3 separate regions of the Mus musculus genome follow, and regions 1 and 3 are each linked to region 2. A link is a loop called in an ENCODE intact Hi-C map of the cell type or tissue named here. Cell type or tissue: heart. All regions are shown on one strand.

What was found. Hi-C counts contacts between places; a loop is a spot of excess contacts. Peaks named below come from ENCODE experiments on the same cell type or tissue, not always from the same donor. Only the 100,000 strongest peaks of a DNase experiment are listed, where the experiment ranks them.
Region 1: it touches region 2 in a loop (2.4-fold over the local background); 4 of 42 quality-filtered maps call a loop at or near these places.
Region 3: a loop joins it to region 2, with 2.8 times the contacts of the local background. A loop is called at or near these places in 10 of 42 quality-filtered maps.

The regions. Positions count from the first base shown.
Region 1 is chr13:81,706,467-81,714,466 of GRCm38, reverse strand. It overlaps Polr3g (polymerase (RNA) III (DNA directed) polypeptide G), which reads left to right and starts at 3,454. Exons shown (of 8, transcript NM_001081176.1): 1 at 3,454-3,609. It overlaps Mblac2 (metallo-beta-lactamase domain containing 2), which reads right to left and starts at 3,050. Exons shown (of 2, transcript NM_028372.1): 1 at 2,485-3,050. The coding sequence starts at 2,938. In heart, a CTCF peak has its summit at 3,316; DNase peaks (open chromatin) are centred at 3,226 and 3,366; H3K4me3 peaks cover 3,428 bases; H3K27ac peaks cover 2,311 bases.
Region 2 is chr13:81,780,457-81,788,456 of GRCm38, reverse strand. It overlaps Cetn3 (centrin 3), which reads right to left and starts at 5,210. Exons shown (of 5, transcript NM_007684.4): 1 at 5,100-5,210; 2 at 3,681-3,816; 3 at 1,500-1,614. The coding sequence starts at 5,116. In heart, no CTCF peak of the experiment used is centred here; DNase peaks (open chromatin) are centred at 4,746 and 5,256; H3K4me3 peaks cover 2,101 bases; H3K27ac peaks cover 2,187 bases.
Region 3 is chr13:83,526,086-83,534,085 of GRCm38, reverse strand. All of the region lies in intron 1 of Mef2c (myocyte enhancer factor 2C), which reads right to left. Among named protein-coding and RNA genes, the nearest start is that of Mef2c, 5.3 kb to the right of the region's middle. In heart, CTCF peaks have their summits at 1,881 and 4,663; DNase peaks (open chromatin) are centred at 1,915 and 3,955; H3K4me3 peaks cover 2,314 bases; H3K27ac peaks cover 2,267 bases.

The DNA.
Region 1 (8,000 bases), 74 kb after region 2:
ATAATAAATCTTTAAAAATGGAGTATAGAGCTAAACAGAGAATTCTCAACAGAAGAATCTTGAAAGTCTGTGAAGTACTTAAAGAAATGTTCAATATCCTTAATCATCAGGGAAATGCATATCAAATCAACCCTGAGAGTCTACCTTACACCAGTCAGAATGGCTAAGGTCAAAAACACAAGCAATAGCACATGCTGGAGAGGATGTGGAAAAAGAGGAACATTCTCCATTGATAGTGGGATTGCAAACTTGGACAAACACTCTAGAAATCAATGTGTCTGTTTCTCAGAAAACTGGAAATAGTTCTACCTATATCACCAAGCTATACCACTCCTGGGCATATACCCAAAAGATGCTCCAACATACCACAAGGTCACATGCTCCACTATGTTCATATCAGCTTTATTCATAAGAGCCAGAAACTGGAACCAACCCAGATGTCCTTCAACTGAAGAATGAATACAGAAAATGTGGTTCATTTACACAAATGAATAGTACCCTACTGTTAAAAACAAGGACATCAAGCCAGGTGTGGTGGCACACGCCTTTAATCCCAGCACTTGGGAGGCAGAGGCAGGCGGATTTCTGAGTTTGAGGCCAGCCTGGTCTACAGAGTGAGTTCCAGGGCTACACAGAGAAACCCTGTCTCAAAACAAAAACAAAAACAAAAACAAAAAACAAACAAAAAAACCAAAAACCAAGGACATCATGAATTTTACAGGCCAATGGATGGAACTAGAAAATATCATCCTGAGTGAGGTAACTCAGACCCAAAAGGACATGCATGGTATGTACTCAAGAAGTACACAGAATGGTGTGAGGGGTGGGGTGGGGTAGGATCAAGTACAGGGATAGACAGGAGAGAAGGTCAGAGGGCCAGGAGAATGAATGTAAATCTTCAGCTGTGGGGATGGGGGTGTAAGTTGGGGGAGGGGAGAATCTCTAGGGTGTCCCATAGAGGAGGCTCCCAGAAAGTCAATGAGGGTGAGCTTAGCCAAGATTCCTAACAGTGGGGACATGAAACTAGCAGAGGCCACCTCTTGTAGCCAGACAAAACTCTCAGTGGCGGGATAAGGACATCAACCCACCCACAAAAGTTTGACCCCAAATTTATCCTGTCTAAAGGAAATGCAGGGATAGAAAAATTCCATGAACAAGCACTAATCCCTGACGTTATTAATGAATGATACTCTGTTATGCTTGCAGACAGGAGCCTAGCATACCTGTCCTCTGAGAGTCTCTATCCAGCAGTGGACTGAAACAGATGCAGATACCCACAGCCAAACATTGGACGGTGGTCTGGGACTCTTATGGAAGAGTTGGGGGAAGAATGAAGGCCCAGAAGGGGAAGGGAGCTCCAGCGCAAGACCAAGAGAGTCAACTAACCTAGGGGCACTCAGAGACTGAAGCACCAACCAAAGAACACACAGACTGAAAAGAGGTTCCAGGCACATAGGTAGCAGGCAAGCACCTCAGGCTCCATGGCTGCCCTATCTGGCCTCAGTGAGAGAGGATGCACCTAATCTGGCAGAGACTTGATTATGTGCTGTGTTGGGGGGAGGGGTACCCAGAGGGGCCTCCACCCTCTCGGAGGAGAAGAGAAGAGGGGATGGGAGGAGAGACTCTGTGAGGGAGGGAGCAGGAGCAGGAGTAGTTTTGGGGATGTAAATAAATAAATAAATCCTAAGACAAAAATATAAAATTGATAAATCAAATATTGCTGCTGTTGCTAATCAGTTCAGTTAGTGCAGTTCCAGCATGAGGGGAAAGGGACTGGGACCCTGTCTATTTTGCTCCAATCTATCAATTGCTTAGGACCAAGAGAATGAAGTCCTCATTAACACACACACTTTCTCCACCGGAAACAACTCCCTTATTGATCTTTCCTAGGCCTTGCTCTCATCCAGACCAGATATTTGTCATATTTCTATATTTTATGTTCACTGTCAAGCCTTTTTTTTTTTTTTTCTTGTGAGGCAATAAGCAAACAAATCCATCCGAAAGGTCAGGATGGATGAAACGGAACCAAAGCTTTCCAAGCCTACAGGTGGACCGGATAGGCACTATGCAGTGAAGTGAGGAGGCAGATGAAGTCAGCAGTTTTCAAAGCACAGAGCCTAACACTCTTCCCAAGGTGCCATTGCTTAAAAGCCTACTCGTTACAAAAGCTGAAAATGTTCAACCGGTACTTGGGAAAAGAATGGAAAATCTCCAGTCACAAGTCTCTGCAGTGTTACTACTGTAGCTGACTGACTGGGGATGGTGTGAGCTTTCAAAGAGACAGCCACACAGCAGCAGCGCGCATCTCCGGACAGAGAAGCCTGCCAGGGCCTAGTCTCTGCTTAAGCTGACTTCCACGCAGCAAAGGGTGAAACAGAGTATTCCCGCACTGTACCCCAACAGTGCCAAGGAGGTCTGTAACATGCTGTACACGCTCTCCAAGCCCCTCCCTCAGTGACAGCGCACGCCCGCGGGGCCCATTACCATCCTGCAGAATGAGGGTGGGTTGCACTGCCTGCACTCGGAACTGCCTGGCCCTCCAGCCAGGGCTGGGCGCCCGCACCACCTCGCTGTCAGAAAGCCAGGTCACGGTCTCAAAGTTGTCCCCGCGAGCCAGGGCCTCGGCCTCGGCGCGGTGCACAGCCACCTGGTCGAACTGATAGAGACCGCCGGAGTGATCGAAGTGCACGTGGGTGGCCACGGCCAGCAGTGGCCGGCGTCCTGCATCCTCTTTAGACCCGCAATCCTGCAAGAGGCCAGAGGAGTAGAGGTACTCCGGAAGGCTGCGCAGCCCCAGGCCAGTGTCTATCACCACGTCCTGCTCCGAGCCGCGCACCAGCCAAATGTTGGCCCGGTTGCCTGACTCGTAGAACCGTTCTTGAATCCAGAAGATGCCATCGCCCAGAGACTTGTGGGCATACCACTCGAGCGCCGACATGCTGCTGCGCAGGGGTGCGGCCGGGCTAGGTGGGTGTGCCTCCCACAGGCAGTCCAGGACTCGCTGCTGCTGCTGCTGCTGCTGTTGCTGCAGAGCCGGAGGAGCTACTCTCAGCTCCGGAGGAGGTGCGATCGAGGGGCGGGGATGCGGAAGGGAGCGTGGATAGGACGCTGCGACACTGCCCAGATCACCTGTTCCGCGCCCTCCCGTCCGAGCCGCAGAGCGCAGGCTGCACCCCAGTTGCCGCAGCTTCTGCAGCCGCAGCACCAAGGCAGTAACGCAGGCTGCTGAAGCGGGGAGGAGACACCGGGCAATGCTGCCCTGCTCGGGGTTCTACTGCAGGGGCCGGGAGAGATGCGTGGGAAGCGACACACAGGACCGCCCCCACACGGGCAGCGGGGGGCTGTGCACTCGCCGCCGGAGCCCAGAGTGAGGCCGAGCCTGTTGGAGGCTGACTACGGCGCCTGCCAAGGGCTAAAAAGCTCTCTTCCGGGGGTGTGGCCTCGCGGGAGTGGGCGGGGCTTCCAGTGCGCTCTGCTGCGCCGTAGCCGCGTGCGGTGTGGGGCGCGCTACTCCGGAGGTAGAATCTGCGGCTCCTTGCTGGAGGGGCTGCCGGCTTTCTTGCTTCCTCTGCTGCACCGTGTGCTCAAGCCTCGAGACTTGGCTAGCAGGTAACTGGAAGCTATCCCGTTCTGGGCAGGAGGTGAAGAGGGTAGAAGGGAGTTGATGGGGCACGTGGAGAACGTGGTGGCCGGGTATCCGGAGCCAACATTCATGAAAGCCCCTCTGGAGTGACTTTGGGAAGTATCCCTACCTCCCCAAAGCTGCTGCTGCGGTCTTCCAAACCGTTTAAAGTTTTCGTAGCCAGATCTCCCAGCTTTCCGGTGGGTTTGTTCTCAGTGAGAAAGAAGGGAGTTTATCCTCTTACAAGAGAAGACTATGCAAATCTGACGACTGTGTTTTTTCTTCATTCAAAGTTTGGCGGCAGTTTGCTGATAAGGGCATACTTACCGTCGCTTCTGTTTTCTTAATTGTTGGCACCCTTGATAGTGAGGAGAGGGGTTGGTGATAAAATTTTTCTTTAAAAAGAAAAACCTAAATGGCCGTCATAGTTCTGGGTGGTTCTTTGCTCTTTGAAGAGAGCAGAGAAAGTTAGAGCTTAAGGAAAGGCGGAGCACTTTGAGGGGACATGAAAAGTGGATAGGGACTGGGTGTGGCCTTGCAAGCCACCAGAAATCACCCCCACTGTCAGTATCAAGTCCCTGCGCTTGCACCCAACCACTAGCTATTGATACATCTATTTCGGATTAAGAAATCCCTTTGAGAATTTGACTAACCTTCAGAAATTATAAAGAGACCCACGGGAGAGCATTATAAAGGATAATTAGGAAGATTCTTACTGTGGTATCTCCTAATAAGTTTCCTAGAGGGAGAACTGTACTTCCAACACTCCAAAACTCTCTGGTGGGTGTAGGAGCAGGTCACTGCCCTTTTGAGTATTTTGCTAATCTCATCGGTTATGCAGTTGGGACCATTCTTAGCACGAGTGCCTCAGCTAAATGGTGTGTGACAAGCAGAAAACTGTTTAAAAACAAAAAAAAGTCTGATGTGAGTTCTCGAGAATCTGAGGAAGCTAACACCTGTACACAAATACTTGTTATATAATGCAAAAAAAATGCAAAAATTGGATTCTACTTATAGATGGACTAGTGAATGATTGCACTGGCCTTATCGAATGCATTTTCTGCAGAGAAACACAGTGCCCTCTGTACTTTGTTTTTGCTGCAGAAGGGGGCCACTCGGTAAGATGGCACAGTGTTGTTTCTTGGCCATAAGCTCAGAAAGAATTCAGAGATGACTATCTGGCTTGTGGCAGGCTCTAGAGTCCTTTGGACCTACAGTTCCCAATGACACTTTGTTTTCTACTTTTCAGTATGACTCTGCTTCTCATCGTAATTACATTTAAGCTCAGACAGTCCTGAGAGAGGCAGAACTTCTTCAACTAGTTTTTCTGGCCTGGTTCCTGCTTCATTTTCACACCACCTATCAGGTTCTGACAGGTTCTCTAAAGTATATTTTGCCCACTTCCCATACTCGATCGTAAACTCCATTAAAAGCAGAGATGTTATTTTGTTTGCCTCTGTATTTCCAACAGTGAGAGGATGGTTTGGCCCAGAGGTTAGGCTTAGAGTTGGGTCTTTATCAAGACCTCAGTGGATAGTTACTTGGTGAGAAGCAGAAGTTAAATGTCCTAAGCTCTGTTAATTGAAGAGAATGACATATCAGACGATTAGCCTTCTGTTAAATTGATGAGATGAATTGTTAGGGACATAACAATTATCTGGACATAAAATGCCTACGATGTTTCAGAGGGTCGATGTTAAAGGCCTGAGCTAACGCAGAAAAAAGGGGAATAATAGAGAACACACTGCTAATAGTCTTCTGTTAGGTGATCAAAGGAGACAGCCAGAGTGGAATGAGTCAGGCTCGTGATTAGAGCAAGTTTAGGTCATTCTTCAGAAAGATACTGTGACTTGGCTTTCGCTGTCTCCCCTGGCCTCCAGCTACTTGAACATTTAAATGAGCAAGGTTGTGTGTACAAGAGGATGTTACATTTCAGTCACAATTATAACTCACAACATTTTAGATCTAGGAAGAATTGCAGAGGTGAGCGCACCATCTTCCAGGAGATTATGTGTACAGTTGGTTTGGAGAGACTTGAACAACGCCCATTTTCAGATCTCTTGGAACAGATTCTGAACGGAAGTTTTGAGGCAGGACTCTGAGCTGGCAGTCAGGCAGCATCCTGAGGTGATGGTGGCAGTGCTGCTTTGTCGATCTAGTGTTTTCGATTTCAGATTTGGGGCTGGAAAGACGACCCGAGTTCAGTTCCTAGCGACCACAGCGAGTGGCTCACAAGCCCTGATGGCCTGGCATCCTCTTCTGACCTGCCTGGGCACCTGCATTTCTCCGCACATACCCACACACATTTTAAGATTTTGAAATTCAGAACTTTTTGCAGTTGCCAATTTCCCTCATTGATCTGGGATTAAAAAAATAGGTTGTTGCCGGGCAGTAGTGGTGCACGCCTTTAATCTCAGCACGTGGGAGGCAGAGGCAGGCGGATTTCTGAGTTCAAGGCCAACCTGGACTACAAAGTGAGTTCCAGGATAGCCAGAGCTCTACAGAGAAACCCTGTCTCGGAAAAACAAACAAACAAAAAAATAGGTTGTCAATGACTTTAGACATGTGTTCCCAGAAGTAAAATATAGGTAGGGCATTGAAAGGCCTTCCTCCGCCTGTGTACGCTCACCTTTGGTAGGAATTGTTTGAGATGAGATCAGATGACCTTTATAACCATTTCCTCTTCTACAAAGCAAGGAGGTTGAATCTACTGTGATTCTTCGTTTAGCCAGGACCAAATAATGAAGCCTTGGAATGGGTCACTTATTGTATATAGAGATGCCAACATATCTCAAAGGAGCGGATGCTTTGAAGGAAGAATTAAGAGTTGCTCGGTGCCTGACCAAAAGGATCAAAGCTAGTTGAGTAAATGACTGAGTTGGATTAGGCCGTTCTAAACAAATTTGGGTAATGAGGAAATCGAGAAATAAAAAACTCTTCATTCACAAAGTTTGGGAGCTGGGGCCATGTCCCATCTATTAAGGACATTGAAGCAGAAGGATATAAATTCAAGGCCTGCCTAGGCTGTAGAAAGGGCTCAAGTCCACACTGGGAAACTATCAAGTCTGTCCTCAAGAAGTAAATATGTAAATAAATAGAAATTAGAAGACTGAGACTAAAGTTTAGTAGTGGACGTTTACCAGTGTGTGTGTGAAGCTCTGGGTTCAACCCCTCTTCTCCCAGCCACACACCTTCCCTTGAAAAAGTCTGACAGGTTGAGAAAAAAAAAAAATCAATGTATTAGATAAATACATCAAATAAGGATTTAAGTGATTGGCGCCTAGGCCTCACTTGTGAACCTTTCCTTTCACCATTCAGTCTCTGGCTACAGGGGAAGAAAATGAATTTAGAAACCAAGTGTTCCTCCACCCACTCCCACCTCCCCACTGTTGATGTGATTGGGTGTTTCCGGGAGGGAGGGAAACCTGGAAAGGGGATAACATTTGAAATGTAAATAAAGAAAATATCCAAATTAAAAAAAAAAAAAGAAAAAGAAAAGAAACCAAGTGTTGTATATACGGGAGCACCCTGTCTGCGACATCAAACTGTAGGATGGCTTGTAGGCAGTGCGCCTTGTAACCAATGTGTCTCAAAAGCTAGCATTGGATTCTCTGCCGGATACATTTACTGTTGTTATCAGTTTATGCCCAATGACTGCAAGATAAAAATAGGAAGTTGGAGTCTGCAGAGCTTATTTCTGGGACAATATTCCATTAAACAGTGTTAAGTCAGATACTCTTAGAGTGAATTTCCCAAACCATTTCCAGGGCCCAACTTCAAAGATGTTGGCTTATTAGGTTTGAGAACTAAGTGTTCCCCAGGACTCAATATGTTTTATATTTATATTTTTTATCTCCCAGTTAATTCCTCTGATCAAGCAAGTTTGGTAAACTTTTCCTAGATTTATTTCTAATCTCTAGTTAGTGACATATTCTAGACTGGCAGGTAGCACAGTGGTCTTGTCCCTGCCTGTTGGGCTCCTACAGGTGCTGAGCAAAGGTGTCAGCCCCTTTACTCAGCAGAGGTCCTACTTGAAAGACCAGCTTTCTGTAGAATCAGCATGGTAGAGTGACTCAGCAATGGGAATGAAGCCATTGTGATATTTTACGTCTTTTAGAGTAGACAGATGGAATGAGCTTTGAAATGAAAATGAATTTCCTAATGGATTTTGTTTTTAAGGTAACTCGTGTATGAGCACAGTCAACCCCTAGTAGAGTTCCAATCAGCAAAATGGAAAAATTATAAAAATATATGCATCACTCAAGTCTGCAGGCTTTTAAAAAAATGTATATCGACATTTTGCAATCTACGGTGGAATAGCAGATGTAGACACACGTAGGTGGTGCTGATGAGCAAGCAGATCCTACACTAAACAAGA
Region 2 (8,000 bases):
AGGCAACAACAAATGGTCCATAAAGCTAAGGTTTAGGTGATATGAAACTCTGTTCTGAAGTAGTAAAATATAAAAATCTGCAATACTTAGAATAGTACTTATGAAAAAATGTTTTACAAAACTCTGAATAATAATGCTTAAAATAGCCTTCAAAAGTTAAAGACAGAAAATAAAACAATGAGATTATAGAATAGAATGTTTTAATGTCCCAACAATACAAATGCATTCTGCATCAAAGGAAGCACTATTTTCTCTGCCTGGCACAAACTCTTGGAGTGTTTTGCTTGGAGACAGGGTCTCATTGGCCCTGTCTGGCCTGGGGTTCCTCATGCAGACCAGGTGGACTTCAAACTTCCAGAGCCTGGGTTACTTCTTTGTGCTGAGTGCTGGGACTACTCTTAATCCCAACACCAGCATTTAGTAGCTCTTACTATCCAGTACAGTGCTTAACATTTCACATGCTCATCACCCACATACCTCCCAGAAACCACATTACACTGGTCCCCATTTCATCGATGAAAACGAGTCACAGACAAGTAAACTAACCAAGTTACAGAGTCAGAACCCAGATCTGAAGCCTGGAATCTGGTTCCAAGGTAGCCTGTGCTAACTTCACTGTGGTGCTCTTATGAGTTTCCTAAGGGGGGGGATCTGCCTTCTCATTCCATTTCTTTTCTTTCCTGTATTATGTCTTTAATATTTAAATAAAGGTTTTGTATATACATATAATTGTATTAGTTTTAATTTTTTAATATATGAAAATAACTACATGCTTAGATTATGACCCCTAAAATGGTATCATTGGTCAGTAACTTAACAAAATAATTCATATAATGTCTATATAACACTGTAAGCAATATAATTAAGTTACAGTAGCCAATTCCTAGCCTTCCAGAATCTTCTATTGAAAAATCTTTAACTGTATACACCCTGAGTAACTCATCCTGAGTAACTCATTAAGATCACTATCCAAGATCCAACTACAGTAAGCTGCCACCATCTTCAGGTGGCATTTCCTAAGTGCTCCTATTTCTACCCTGCCAAAGACATCCCTCACAACAGTGTCGTTGCTGTTGTCTCAACTTTACAGCACAGCACTGTCCCTGAGATTAAGGTTAGTGAGTACAGAGCCTAACAAGCTGTCAACTTAACAAGATGGACTTCATGTCCCCATCTCCCACCAAGACACCATGTCCTACTTCCTTCTTCTCTCCACTGTACTAACAAAAGTCACAGCGCACAGCAGTCTTCACTAATAATCTTAAACATCAGGATACTAAATCTTCTATTTTACTGGCAAGAAATAATTTTTGGTTACCCTTTAGTGATTAATTTTAATAAACCATAAAATCTAGACAACAATTCCTCGTTCAAGAAATCATCAAAAGCCAACACTAATTCTCACAGTATAGCTAGAAATATGTTTTTTCTTTTGAAAACATACAAAAATCTCGTAATTTTCCAACAAGTACTGGGTATAAAGGCGACTAAGTACATACCAACTTCATTAAAATCTTCAAATGTGATCTTGCCAGTGGCTTCTCTGTCATAATCTTTAAGAATCTTCAACACATCAGCCTTTTTCACATCAAAGCCCAAGGCTCTCATTGCCACCTTTTGGATTAAAAAGGAAAAACAAATTGTAAAGCACTACTTACAAAAGAAGTCATCAGTGATTTCTAAGGAAGTTTTCCATCTTAAAAGACAACAGCAGATTACTAAAGCACAATTATTCTGTATTTTTACCTCTAACTTAAGACTATGAAACATCCTGGTTTTTCACTTTGAAAATAAATAGAAATTATTTTCATTGGCATTTTGCTGTTTTATATGACCAACTAATTAAAAAGAATTTACAAAAAATATATAAAACGATGCACTAAATACAAAGATAACTATTTGTTACCAAGGGAATAAAGACATATCACAACTATTAAAAGGCTAGACAAAAGCATAAAAGCAGGGAAAAAAAGCAGAAAAATTTCAGGCCTCCATGGTTGACACAGTGGAATTTTATAATCTTATCACTCAGGAGACTGAGACAGGATTGTCATAAGTTTGAGACTAGTATAGGATACACATTAAGATCCTTTCTCAACAAACAAGCAAGCAATCGGCTTTCCCACCAGAGCATACATAATTAGCTACTATGGTACAATTAGTTTCAGATGACTGAGTTTAAACAGAAAACTGCTACTAGTACCAGGAAAGGAGAGCTGTGTCACTAGTTAGTGAAGTCTTTATGTCAGACATCCCTTACTAAACAGGGGAAGAGCTGGTGGAAAGGATGGGAGACAAAACCTGGGACTGAGGGCTGTGAGCAGAGCTGCCACCTTCTCCAGGCAGGGAGGCTCTGAGCAGAAGTAATCAGTAACAAGTGGAGGTAGTGGAGACAGCCGCATCAAAGGGCAACAAACGCAGAGGAAGCCAGGAAAGGCTTATGAGCTAACAACATGGTCAAAGAATTCAAGAAAGATAGATATGTAAGGGTAGTGTAAAGACGAATAGAAAAGGAGGAAGCTCGAGCTGTGAAACCAAGTCCCAAACCGAAACAGTCAATGCCAACAAATGGCGAGACACTGTACAGGACGGACTCAGACTGCACGGGAGGGAGCGGCAGCAAGACACAAGTGGGATGGGGAAGGAGCGAACAGAGGGCCTCAATATTGAGGCCCCAGCTTCAGGCCTGTAATACTTTCAGATAGTCTATCCTCTCACCTCAGTTTCTATCTACCCCTACTTGAAATGCTTAAAAATCACCTACAATGTTGCCCAATTTAAAACTACAGTTAACATTTAAGATATCAAATGTTATCTTTCTCACTGGGTTGAACATAAGAAATGTGTTCATAACAAATTTCCCCCTCGATCTTTACTCGTAATTTTAATCCTTAAATTGGGTATTTTCCCTCAGCACATAGCAACATTAGGCATCAGACAATTTATATCCTTTGTAACAGAGACGAGCACACTAAGAGTGTGTTAGTACTATTTTAAAAATTAAAAGCTCAATCTCAGAAATGTCTGAGCAAAGGCAACTATCTCTCCATCTCAAAACTTTTTAGGTTGCACTACAGAGATAGCTCAGTGAGTAAGAGTGCTCCTCGCCCTGCAATCTTGAGGACCAGAGTTCAAATCCCCAGCACTCATGTAAAAAGACAGGCCTGGCTGCAGGTGCCAGTGACAGAGGTGTGTTGATTGGAGTGACCCCAGAGTTCACTCTCTAGCCAACCTAGTTCAGAAGTACTGAACTTCCAATTCAATGAGACAGTCTGTCTCAAGGCAACAGTGTTGGAAGGCACACAAGGCCGTACTCTACACTGCACATGATACACATGGAATGTACAGGTCTGCACAAGCAACAAGCATAGGCCACAAACATCGTGTTTTAAAAAGCTGAGCTATATACCATCCCACAGAGGAAAACAGCAGTGGGAAGAGCATGCTAAGGACTCTCCCTTTAACTGGGTGAATGGAGAAGTTACACTTTCCATCATTACGCACTTAAATACAAGGTTCTACAAGCCATATTCTGTTTGTACTGTTTTCTTGTACCACCTGTGGGTGGGCACTACAAACAGCCTCACAGTTCCGAGACAAGCTTCTAAAATAGACTTTAAAGCAACAGTCACAAATGCAATTGAGTTAAACAAAAATGGGTCTTAAAAGTCCCCTGTTACCTTTAATTCATGATAATCTATGGCTTGGTCTTTGTCGGTATCAAACAGCTCAAAAGCATCTTTAATTTCTTGCTTCTGTTCTTCAGAGAGCTCTCTTCGTTTTTTCCTTTTTGTTTTGTCTACTACAAGCTCACCTCTAGGACACAGAAAAATGTCTTTAGGCCACTTTAACCCATCTTAGGACAAAGATTCATTTTCTAAATTTTAACAAAGCAGAGTAGCCTGGCAAATAAAGGAACTGCCCCTAAATCAATGTCCTGTAGTCAAATGTACTTTTATAAGAGAAATCCTAAACAAAGTCAAAAGCACCGAAAACACCATACATATTATTCATGTCATCTACCAAAAATAAAGAACAAAACAATGTCATCTACCAAAAATAAAGAACAAAACAATCAACCAGAATAGACTTGATTTTGGACAGCTTATAAATTCTCACAATTACTACAAAAAAACAACCATAAAACTTAAAAGATTACTTTTGCACTGTAAGCTCAAAATGTTTTTAGATTATACATTTGTAACACTGCTTTGTGGTTTTATTCCACTGATATTAGCCAGGCAAAATATAAAAGGGTCTAAACATTCAAATACTAGACACCAAAAAAAAAAAAAAAAAAAAATCACAGCATCTAATAGTCGTGCTTAAGTCTACGTGATGTTTAAAAGTGTTTTAACTCTCACTTAACATGTAAACGATAGGTTAAACGTCTTAAAACTCTGGAGAAGCTTAAAGAAAAATCTAAAAAGGGCACTTGGATCTGAAAATGTCTGCCTTCAAAAGCTGCCAATGCAAAAAGCGGTCCAAATGTGTAAACGAGGATACAGCACGTGTATCCGCACGTTCTAAAAGATGGAAGCTTTAAACCTCAAACCCTTGAAACTCGGCTAACTAACTGCTCGCGCTATTTACGTCTGGACGCCGTCGGGCTCAGGGACGCCGGCCCAGTGGCCCACGTGACCCCGGCTGCCCCCACTCGCCACACCCCCACGCCAGCTCCCGCCTCCTTCGTCACCCTGCGGAGCCAAAGGGGCGGCGCGGCGCGGCCCGCCCGGGGCACCTTTAACTGTAGATGGGCAAGGTGAGGAGCCAATGAGGGGAGGGATGGACGGAAGTGAAAGGACGGTGTCACGGAAACGAGCTCCACCCGAGACGCCTAGAGCACAGCGTGCCTCGGGGCCCGGGGAGAAAGGCGAGCGCTCCTGCGACTTTCCAGGGGGAATCAGGCAACCAGGGCTGAGTCCCGCAGTCGCGTGAGGGAAACCTCGCGAGACTTCACTCGGGCTGCGGCGGTGCCCGGAGGCGGGAACCGCCGAGGTCTGGTGCTCGGCGCTGGGCACCCGCCCCCGACCCGGTCTCCCGTCCACACCCGCCCTGGCCCTCTGGGGGGACGGAGGCACGGCCTCCTCGTTACCGACCTCAGAGCTAAACTCATTCTCTCTTCCGACAGAGATGTTCCACTCGGGGACTTTACCACGGGAACCGCTCAACAGCCACCAACCTCCACGCCTCGGGGACCACCCACCAGACAAGTTTCTGGGCGCGATTGGCTGAAATTGCCAACAGCCGGCCTATTGGGGCGGAAGCGTCGCTGCTCTTCTTTTTTCATTGGTCAGCATTCATGTCAATCAAGTACACATTTTTTGGCCCTGGTTGTCAGTCTGGCTCCCTGGATTGGCCAGGTTCTTTCCCGACTCCCTTGCGCGCGTATTAGAGTCACCACGCGAGACTCAGGCAGGCAAGGCGAGGCCCCACGCGTGACATGCACGGCGTCGACCGAGGGAAGGGAAAAGGCCAGCCCAAGCAGCCTGCTCAGAACGAGGGAGCAGTTTATTGGGGAACCAGGTCTGCGAAAAGATGTACAATTTTAGGTGGCCGGTGCACCTGAGAAACTTAAATCTAAAGGCGACATTCTTTATTCTTAGTTCAGTGAGGACCAAGCTAAGCGTTCTCCCCCGTACATCTCCCAAGTGATTTTAAGGCAGGCTGGATTATGGATTAGGCTTCTCGTTTTGCTGTTTTGTTAGGTCATTTACAATGAGACTAGCCAAACCACCCTTTTCTTCTGTGCGATTGGAAATGTGTGCTTGCTTCTGCTTCTCATTTTCTAGTGCTATAAAGTGTTTATGTGCGTCTTATCTTCACTGCCCACCAAGCCTCTTAAAGTTTACTTAGATCATCAGACTGCGAGCGAGACTGACTGTCTTCAAGGCCAGGGTTCTGTTTACACGAGTATTTGTACCAAACAAAATATCTGGAACTTAGGTGCTCCATAAATATTTGATGCATAAAATGAGGTATTATTGTGGAAAACTTGGAAACTACTGAGCTAACCTGCAGTGCTTATCGGTATAAATACAATAAACTGGGGCTAGGAATTAGAAACGGCAAATACTGTATGTAAGCTTATATGTGAACGAAGGACGCTGTGTAATTGGCTATGCATGAGTTAAGCTAGAGTGTAGATAGGAATTTGGACAAGTAAAGGATTGGGATAAAGCTAAAAAGTAATAGCTAAATGATAGCACTCCCAAAACCAAAGTAGAAAAATGTTGAAGAACTCAACTGGGCATGGTGCTACACATGTTTAATCCCAGCACCCAAGAGACATGTAAGCAGATCTTTGAATTCTTTACATTGTGAATTGCAGGCCAGCCAGGACTAGTAGTAGACCCTGCCTAAAATATAAAAATTAAGTACTTTTACTAACAAGTTTAAAAGGAAATTAGGCCAAGCAGTGGTGGCTCACGCCTTTAATCTCAGCACTTGGGAGGCAGAGGCAGGTGAATTTCTGAGTTCGAGGCCAGCCTGGTCTACAGAGTGAGTTCCAGGGCAGCCAGGGCTACACAGAGAAACCTTGTCTCGAAAAAACAAACAAACAAACAAAAAAAGGAAATTAGATTACGTCATATGTATACTAAAGAACACTAGTGAAAAAAAAAACTACTAAAATTTTAAGATTGTAAAACCAAGCCTAAGAAGAAAAGTATTAAATAAAGGTGAAAATAAACCATTTACATGGAGATGTTTGAAACAAAGGACAAAATAAACTAAACTAGAAGGAATAAATTACTGAGAAATAATATAATGAGATTTTTTTTAATGGAACTTTGATAGAATTAAAAAGCTGGTAAAATATTCTCATTTAATATGAAGAATTTTCTTGAAACACATAAATTTCACATTCTTCTAGGAAGTGAAATAAAGAAGAAATTATTACTTAATACTTTAAAAGAAAGTTTTGCTTAAAAGTATTTCTCATACAAGCCTGATGAGGGAAGTTGTATTCTCCTGCCTTGCAACCCCACTGGAAACCCATTGTGAAAAGAGAGAACCAACCTCAAACAATGGTCTTCTGACACCACACGCGTGCCATGGCTGTGGCCCACATGCACACACACAATAATTATTATAAATTTGATGCTTCTAATACATAGTTAAATTTAAATTATTTCAAAGAAAATAAAAGTAACTAAAAGTGACCAAAAGTTGGAGAACTGGATTTGGTCAATATAGACAAAAGTAATCAAATAAAATTCTGTTTCTACAACTAAAACATATTTGATCCACTTGGATTTTTGTGCAAGTTTTTTTTTAAGATTCTTGAGCTAATTTCCGTGCTTTAAATTCAACGCATGATAATTATAATTTTTATTTTGTAGCAAAAGTAACTAGCAAAAATCTTCAGCATGCTAAAAACTCTTGCAGACACTCAAATCCATTGGTCTTTAGCTGCTTCTCCCACCTTCTCTGAGAAGCTATTAAGACAACTTGCCTATCCTGCTGTTTTTCTTTTAAAGTCATAAAATGGCCTTCAAAAAGAAAAGTGGGACCCTCAATCGAACAAAGGCAGGGAACTGATTTGGAGTAACAGTCTCAGAAAGCACACTCATCTTCAACAGCCTCCAGAATGGGGGATGGCATCACTTATACCTAGGGAGGAATTGCAAGACCCTAAGCAAATTACTTATACAACGCTATACCTATATACCTAATCTGGAGAATGTTTTAGCCTACCAAGCTTATAGGAATTTGTCCTAGAAGCAATATTATTTTGTTTATTAGGTATTTTCTTCATTTATATTTCAAATGCTATCCCAAAAGTCCCCCATACCCTCCCTACCTAGAAGCAATATTAAATGAAAACATTTCACAAGTTGTGATGGATTATATATGCTTGGGCCAAGGAATGGCACTATTAGGAGGTGTGGCCTGGTTGGAGTAGATGTGTCACTGTGGGTATGGGCTTTAATATCCTAGTCCTAGCTGCCTGGAACTGAGTATTCAGCTAGCAGCCTTCAGATGAAGATGTAGAACTC
Region 3 (8,000 bases), 1.7 Mb before region 2:
TGGAACTCTATTCAAGTCACTGTGGAGATTGCTTTTAGTTTGTGTAAAGAGAGAAAAGTGCAAATGTGCAAGGAAAATGTAGGCAACAATATTTCTTTAACCACTAAACTATACCAACTTTAAGTAGCTTTCAATAAATCCTATAATTGAAGTCATGCACACTCGCTTTTTTAAACTGCTAATTTTGCTGCTTTCACTTAGGAAAAGTAATTCAGATGGAATTAGTACTGGTTTTTACATATTTTGACTTATTAACAGTTAACAAAGCAGGGAGAAAAGGGCTACATCCTTGAGCACAGAAACCTTTCCTAAGTCGTCTCTCAGATGGAAGTCAGACACCTTGACGAAGTTGTTAGTTAATAAAGTTTAAAATGTCTAAAATGCTTGATGGGGCAAACTACCTATTAGGTGCAACTCCAAGAGATTCAGGCTTTAAACTGAAGAATAGTTTGTATAATATTTAAATATCAAGATAGTGTATTTTCTATTTAAAATTCCCACACTTGAAACTTGACAGTGGGTGGAACAATGTTTATTGGAGGTGTGATTTAGACTCTTATCATTTTGCACTATTCCAAGAAAACAAATCTCATTCTAAGTTTTAAAATTAAAGCAAAAATCAAAGGTTCACATAATATTTAATGGAATGTCTAAATTATTCTCCTGTCTATATTTACAACATATACATCAAAGTTCAATATTTTTTCTCTCTTGCTAGATGGCTCTGGCCCACAGACATTCTCATGACATTCCTTTTACATTTTCTAAAGAGATATGTTATATTACTGCTTTAATATTTTTGTTATAAAAATGTATGTACTGGTATTGACAGATAGATAGTTGCCCTTGACATTTAAATAAAATTAAAAATAATCCATTTTATCGATTTTAAAGGAACATAAAGTTATATTTACTTTTGGGGGTGTTTAGTAAATGGTATTTAGGTGATTAATAATTGGTTTAGTTTGTTACTAAGACTTACATTCTATAAGGACATTGTGAAAGCAATAATTTAGTTTAAAAATAAAGGTGGAACAAATATTTATTATGTAGAAACACTGTTTCCTGAAGGTCCCATTTAATATATTTCCAAAGGTGAAGGCTAGTTTTAGAAAGGTGTGCTGGCAATAATCAGACCCCACCTCTCACAAATAAGTGCCCACTGCCCTGGCAGCCAGAAATTATTTTTAATACGATTTAAAATTAAAAAGCCCATTGGTAAAGGTTCAAAGTGTAACTAGCAATTACAAGCTACTTTTAAACATTTGTTACTTTACATGCCAAAGAGAAGTAGACCTTTCAGACCACAGTTCCACGTGCAAGGACAAAAATGCAGATGTTTAGAAATCAGCTTACTTAACGAAGTAATAATCAAGTCACTCTCATGTTTTCTCTCAAATTACTCTGTAATTTGACCTAATAATTATTAAAAATGTGAATGATTATCAATAAAAAAAATCACGGTAGAACCATATATTGTGATGGAGCATCTACTTCCTGTGATAGGCAGGAAAAAAAAAACACCTTTGATGTTAATTTGCATCACAAAATGGTCTGGCCTATCTGCAATATAATGCAAAAGTTTCAGTGAAAAGAAACCATTATATTTTTTCTTTGTGCGACAACAAAAAGCGCCACAGATATCTGATCAGGCCTTCATGTACTCTGTAGGTAGGGGGTGGGGAGGTAGTGAGTCCCGTTTAATAACTCACACCTATTGTTTGATTCATTTTAAACCACTATATAGGAAGAAAAAGGGAACATAGTGAATCCAGTTTGCAGTTCGTGCCTTAGAGATTTAAGAGGCAGACTTTCAAGTTGAAGAAGGGAAACACTGAGCCTTTCCTTTCCCAAAGCCTGCTCAGGAAGGAGGCCCTCTGCTGCTCAGCCTACGCTGAAGGCGAAGGACATTGCTTAGGGCTGAAATCACTCAGAGAAGGGGAGGGAAGTTTATGATGTGATGCTCTGCACTGTGTCTGGTTGGCAGCCAGCAAGTTTTCATTTTGTAGCCCGCTGCCAGTACCTGCCCTGCATACACACAAGAATAAAAATAAGCTCTACCGCAGGAACTATGGGCATGTTAAAAAGAATTAAAAGAGTTTATTTCTCTTTCTTTATCCTGAGTGTAACTACCATCTTCTTCTTCTTCTTCTTCTTTTTTTTTTTTTGTAAGAAAGAGTTGAAACCACAGTAACTGAGAGCTTCCTTTTTAAATTCCCCAAACTACCTTCCCACAAAGCCATTTAAGTCGAATTGTATATTTACAGACTCACCTACATGAAAGGTATAACTTAAAACATCTGCCTTGACACATATGTTTTGTTCTGATATAAAAAGTGTGGTAATTTGAAAAAAATACAAGACCATTATATTCTTAAAATATGTGTTCTTCTGTGTGTGTTCATTCACTAAAGAGATCCTTGACTGCAATTAGGTAGTCTGTCCTATAAAGCCTTCCTTGTGTGACCATGATTTATAAAAATAAAATGTCCAGTGAATATTTCAGCTAAATAACCACATCTTCAAAATGACTATAAAGAGATCCCAAGCCTTCAAGTTCCATTAAAAACATCAGCTTTCCAGAATGGCTTGTTATACACCTTATGCAGGGTCAACAATTAATTATGATCTAAGAACTGAAAGTCAACTTTATTACCCTACTAGGCAAATTTCCTTATATTTATATTGACAAATCTGCTGTCTAATTTCATAAAAACTGAGCAAATTTAAGCCAAATATGCCAATATTTGGGGTTTGGGGAATGGTTGTGTTCTTTTGCTATCATTATAGCTTGCTGAAAAGATTACAGATATATTAAAAAATATGCTGGTTTTGGTTGTTTTTCTTTTAAGCAGTTTACATCCTCTAACAAAGAACCATATCTAACACTTTTAAAATTCAACAGGCTAGAAATTCACAGCATCTATAAACAACGTATGTACGCATCTTCATATTTATCTTATCTATTACAAGTTGCAGGAAGAAAACCAAGAGACTCTCAGGATAAGTTGAAAAAAAATCAGGTTCCCACTAGGGACTGCTTCAAAGCCCGCTTCCTCCAGTCACTCACACAAGTTGAAGGGACTTTATTTAAACCATTGCTTGAAGTCTTGCACGGCCATTCAATAAGCAGGCTGAACACCATTACTCCATTCATTTCAAATTTTTTGCATTAAGAATGAATAAAGTCTTTCAAAGGTGTCCCTTCTTAAATAGTACTGATTTCTACAGATTTTCTTTGTAATAAGTTTACTGCCTTTATTTCTTGTCATGACACTGATTTCCTATATAATGCCCTCAGAAAATTATTTTTATGTGCACTCTGAATTTTGTTTATACCAGCTATACTTTCAAATAAAACAAGTAACAGAGATTGGATAGAAATGTATAGCAGATACATTGTAGTGAAAGCAAATGTCACTTGTTTTGCCAATGAGGCTAGACCATGGGTTTATATAACAGGTAATAGAAACTCCTTTCTTAGCATGAATATGCCTTTTCTTTGTGCAGTGAGAGCAAGAAAGTACGAAATAACATCATGTCAGATTGTCCTTTCGGTATTCTTATATTTTACTGTAGCATTCTTTGTCATATGCTACCTCCATAGCCTCACAATGGGGTTGGAAAATGTATGTGTATAACACGTTTGATTTCTACATCTTAATGCTATACACAATGTGAAGTTGTCAAAATTATCTCAATGTACTATATAGTTGTGAGCACAAACACTATAAATGTGATTTCTTTGTTTCTTTGCTCTGTTTTGTTTTATGGTCCGTTTTCAGCACTGAGTATTAAGCGGCAGACAGGAGCTGTTTTTCAGAGGAAAAACTCTTTCTGGTTTGCTTTGCTCACTAACTAGAACAGATCACTACAAATCATTCTGTTTCTTATGGGCCAGTCTCTCACATACTACAGATTTGCTTCAGCTCTCCAGGGGAAGAAATGCGGCTCCTGTGGGAAAGGCCCACCCCTTCCTAGATGTTTGCTTCCTTAAACGAAAGAAACACACCCCTTACATTCTTTGAAATTTGTCCAACAAGACGAGAATTGTAATGGCACTGTATCACGGAATAACTTAGGACAAAATAATCAATAGGCAAATTTTGCTAATATTCTGTGTACTTTTTAATCAGGGGTGGCTATTTCACACCCTACCACGTGTCTCTCCCGTTGTGTCTCTCTCTGTCTGTCTCCCTCTGTCTCTCTCTTTGTGTCTCTTCCTCTGTCTCTGTCTCTCTGCTTCTCTCTGTCTCTCTCTCTGTCTCTGTCTCTCCCTCCCTCCTTCTACCCTCTTTTGCCTCCCCCCCACATGTAAGTGTAACAACTAATTAAGCTCAGGTCTAACATATGCACTTGGATCCTCAGAACACTGTATTAGTGAAAGTCAAGAATGCGATATGCACTGAGACAACCCAGGAGGCCCAGAGATGTTAAAATCTTTTGCACTTGAATTTGGAACTATTAGGAGAATGTCCCCTTTCATAACTATACTAAAGAAAAAAATTATAAAATCAAATGGCAATTGTCTTAGGTAGAATCAGAGTTGCAAGAAGTCACAGATATGCAAGCATGTCACTCACTGCTATGAGACTAAGGACATAAACCTTGCAGTAAAATTGATGTCCACTAGTGTCTACCACATGAGAGTGCCCTGTGGGTCCTGAGAAGTTATGTTCTAGTAAACCTCTTTCCACTACATAGAGACATTTTCCCCCTAACCAAGTTTTTCTTTTGCTATTTTATAAGTAACACTTATCTTTCCCTTCCTTTTATTTTTTTAACCTTTGAAATGCAATATTCACATAGAGATTTGCATGTGTGAAGACATGCAGTTAACAAAAGTTGTTAACTCTTGAGGGGGTCTTCTTAAATGAAACAATAAGCTCTTTTAACCATTTCTCATCGGCCATTCAATGATGAACTCTATCTAATTTCCAGGTCTACAAAATGGAAGATCTGCTATTTTTCATTTGCAATAATAGTGACTATAAGGAAGGATGATATGAATTTCAACCGAAGGTATAAACTTATTACACTTAGCAGAATATTGTTAAGGTCGAAGTAAACCTTCATACCATAAATCCACAGATGAAACATCTCATTCACTAAAGTATTCTATCTTATTATAGTAACGCACAGAAAATTAAACACATAAATATGAATTTTATGTATCACAGAAGATGCAGGCAGTGAAAGTGCAATGTTTACAGTTATGGATGACTCATTAGAGCTTTATTGTGGGAGACACTAGGAGGCATCAGTAGGGTAAAAAAGGACTTCAATTTTAAAAGAAGCAAGAAATTACTGTGGTGTTGGGTGTTTAGAAAGTTTGAGTTTTAAAAATGCTACAGGTAAAACAAAACTATTCTCTAACAAAGTCTCCACGTATTATATTTTCATAAAAATGATGTTTAAGTAACATTCATAAAATAAACATTAATGTATATGTATATATATATATATATGTCTCATTTACCAATAACACCTATCATGATATGTTTTGAATGCATTGAATCATAACTATGTAACTACTCATCTTGAAGAATACACCTGGTAACAGAACAACATACAGGATATTGTCAATTATGTATTTTCTGCTTAATTTTTCAATACCATAAAGATATATTAATTTTGGCAAATCTACTCTGCATTCTACACAACACTTCTGAAAATGCCTAATTCCTTTAAGCTTTATGGTAACCACTTCACACAAATTGACAAATTGATATCTGCTCAAAGAGAGTTGATGGAACTTCAAATTTAAGCAATGAAAAAACACTACTGAGCGCCTATTATTTGAAAACTGAGTTTTCTGCTGTTTAAGTGGCTCTTTATAATGACGAAGCAACAGGGTCGTGGCATAGTTATCTAGCAATCATTTCGAATCAGAGTGTCTTGCCGTTCCTTAGCAATCAGCCTTTATCTTTGCTCTATCAGAATAACATGTGAACTGTGTAATCTGCCTTTTGTAAGGTGTAGAGCGCTGTTGCGTTGGTTTTGTGACTTGCCTCTGTAATCTGGTTTGATTTCTTAAAGGTGACAAATCCCAGTCAAGCTCTACTGAATGCAGGAACAACCATGAGTCTGTGAATTAAGGCACAGTGCTGAGCATGAAATCCCAGTCAGCTCTTCTTCATATGTTACACTCACTAAGCATCGTCGATAAAGCCTTTCATTTGGTCCAAACCATCACTATATATGTGTAAAAGGAATATGCATGCTTTTTCAGTTTAGATATTCATTTGGGAGGCATTATTCTAAAAGCTGTCATTTTAAAAAGTTAAAAATTAATCAGCAATCCTTCTTCAGTCCATGCTGTGAGGTTCTGATCTTTAACTACACACTAAATTTCTCCATGTTGCTTGGAATCATGTTCTGAAAACCTTGGCTCTCTGTTTAATAACTATTTTTTGTTATATAATACAATTATTACTGTATAGACATTTCCCCATTTTTTGTCCCTTTCTGAGATTTCATAGACTCAAAAAATATATTGCACCAAGAGTTGGAAAATAAAACCCACAAAATATACTACACTAATTAGAAGAAAGTTTTAAAAGATAATGCTTACATTTGCCAAAGTGTTATTCAGCATAGTTCTCTATTAAAGAAATCTAAATACAATGAATAATTTATTAGAAAGACATAATTATATGCCGTTCAACTTAGTCACTGAGCAAGGTGAAGGCCAGAGAAAAACTAAAAAATATTTGAAAACTATAGAGTATATTGTTTTTTTTTTTAGGATTCAATTTTCAGGAATCATCAGATAGTTATTTTTTATTAGAATGAGTAGAGTTCTACAAAATTAACTTGTTTATAAAGCAAAAAATAAAGAACATTATAACAACTCTTGGTTACTGAAGTTTGCTGTGGTTAATTAGTATCTCTGCTTGGGAAAGTTAATGTTCACGATTACATACTTTAAAAATATGACTAACTTTGAAAGGGTGGAAAGTTGCTTATTATGACATGGTCATTTGTTATTTCCACCAATACCAAAAACATTTATATTAAATTAATAGCACACCTTAATATTACCCTTCAATGTATTCACATGCACACCAACTAAGATGTAAATAGCGTAGTGAATGAATGAAGTTAAAACACTGCTTCTAATAAGGAGTGTGAGAACTGCATAACACATTCTCAAACTGTGAATCATAGTAATAAGAAAAGCATTTTTTAAAAAATAAAGTTCAGCACAATTTGAAGTAAAGATAACTGCCAACTACTGGCCCTTTAACTTGGGTACCAATTTTTTTTTTAATTATATGTTAAGTATGCATCAATGAATACTTTTAGAGTAAAGATCAGAATCCGATACAGGATTAAATGTATTATCCTTTAAATAGTACAAAACCTCATTGATTTCAGGAATTTTTTTCCCACTTGTGATGGGACTTAAGGACAACTCATTTTACCTGCCATGCACTTGCTTTAGGGCTACTTTTAAATTCAATAATTAATATGCTTATACTAGATGATAATAACGTGGTTTATTGCCTGCATTTTTGTAATTGACTCAATAGCTGCACAAGCATACCATTGGTGCCATACTTATACATATTGAACTACTTTTAAGACTAGCCAAACTGACATTATTTTTTAAATTAAATGAGAAATTTTATCTATAAATTGAAAATCGGTATGGCTTCAAGGTTAAGTGTGGCTCACAGGTGGTCACATTTCAAGTCCCAGCAAATCTCTAGGGGAGGGGGATTACTATGCCCCACACAAACGTTTTTACTCTGCAACACAATTCCATTGCAAGGTGCCTGTGGAGGGAGCCGGGCCACTCTTCTGGAAAGGCATGGAAATGCGACTGGAGTTTTCTTTACAGCACTTAGAGAACACATATAGTCACGAAGCATTTCATAAGGCAGTTACCCTTAGAGTTACTATCACATTAACGATAGTAAAATGCACTTTGTCTTAAAGCAATTCTCCACCAAGGACCAGTTAAAGAACTGGCAAACAGCCTGATTCTACATACA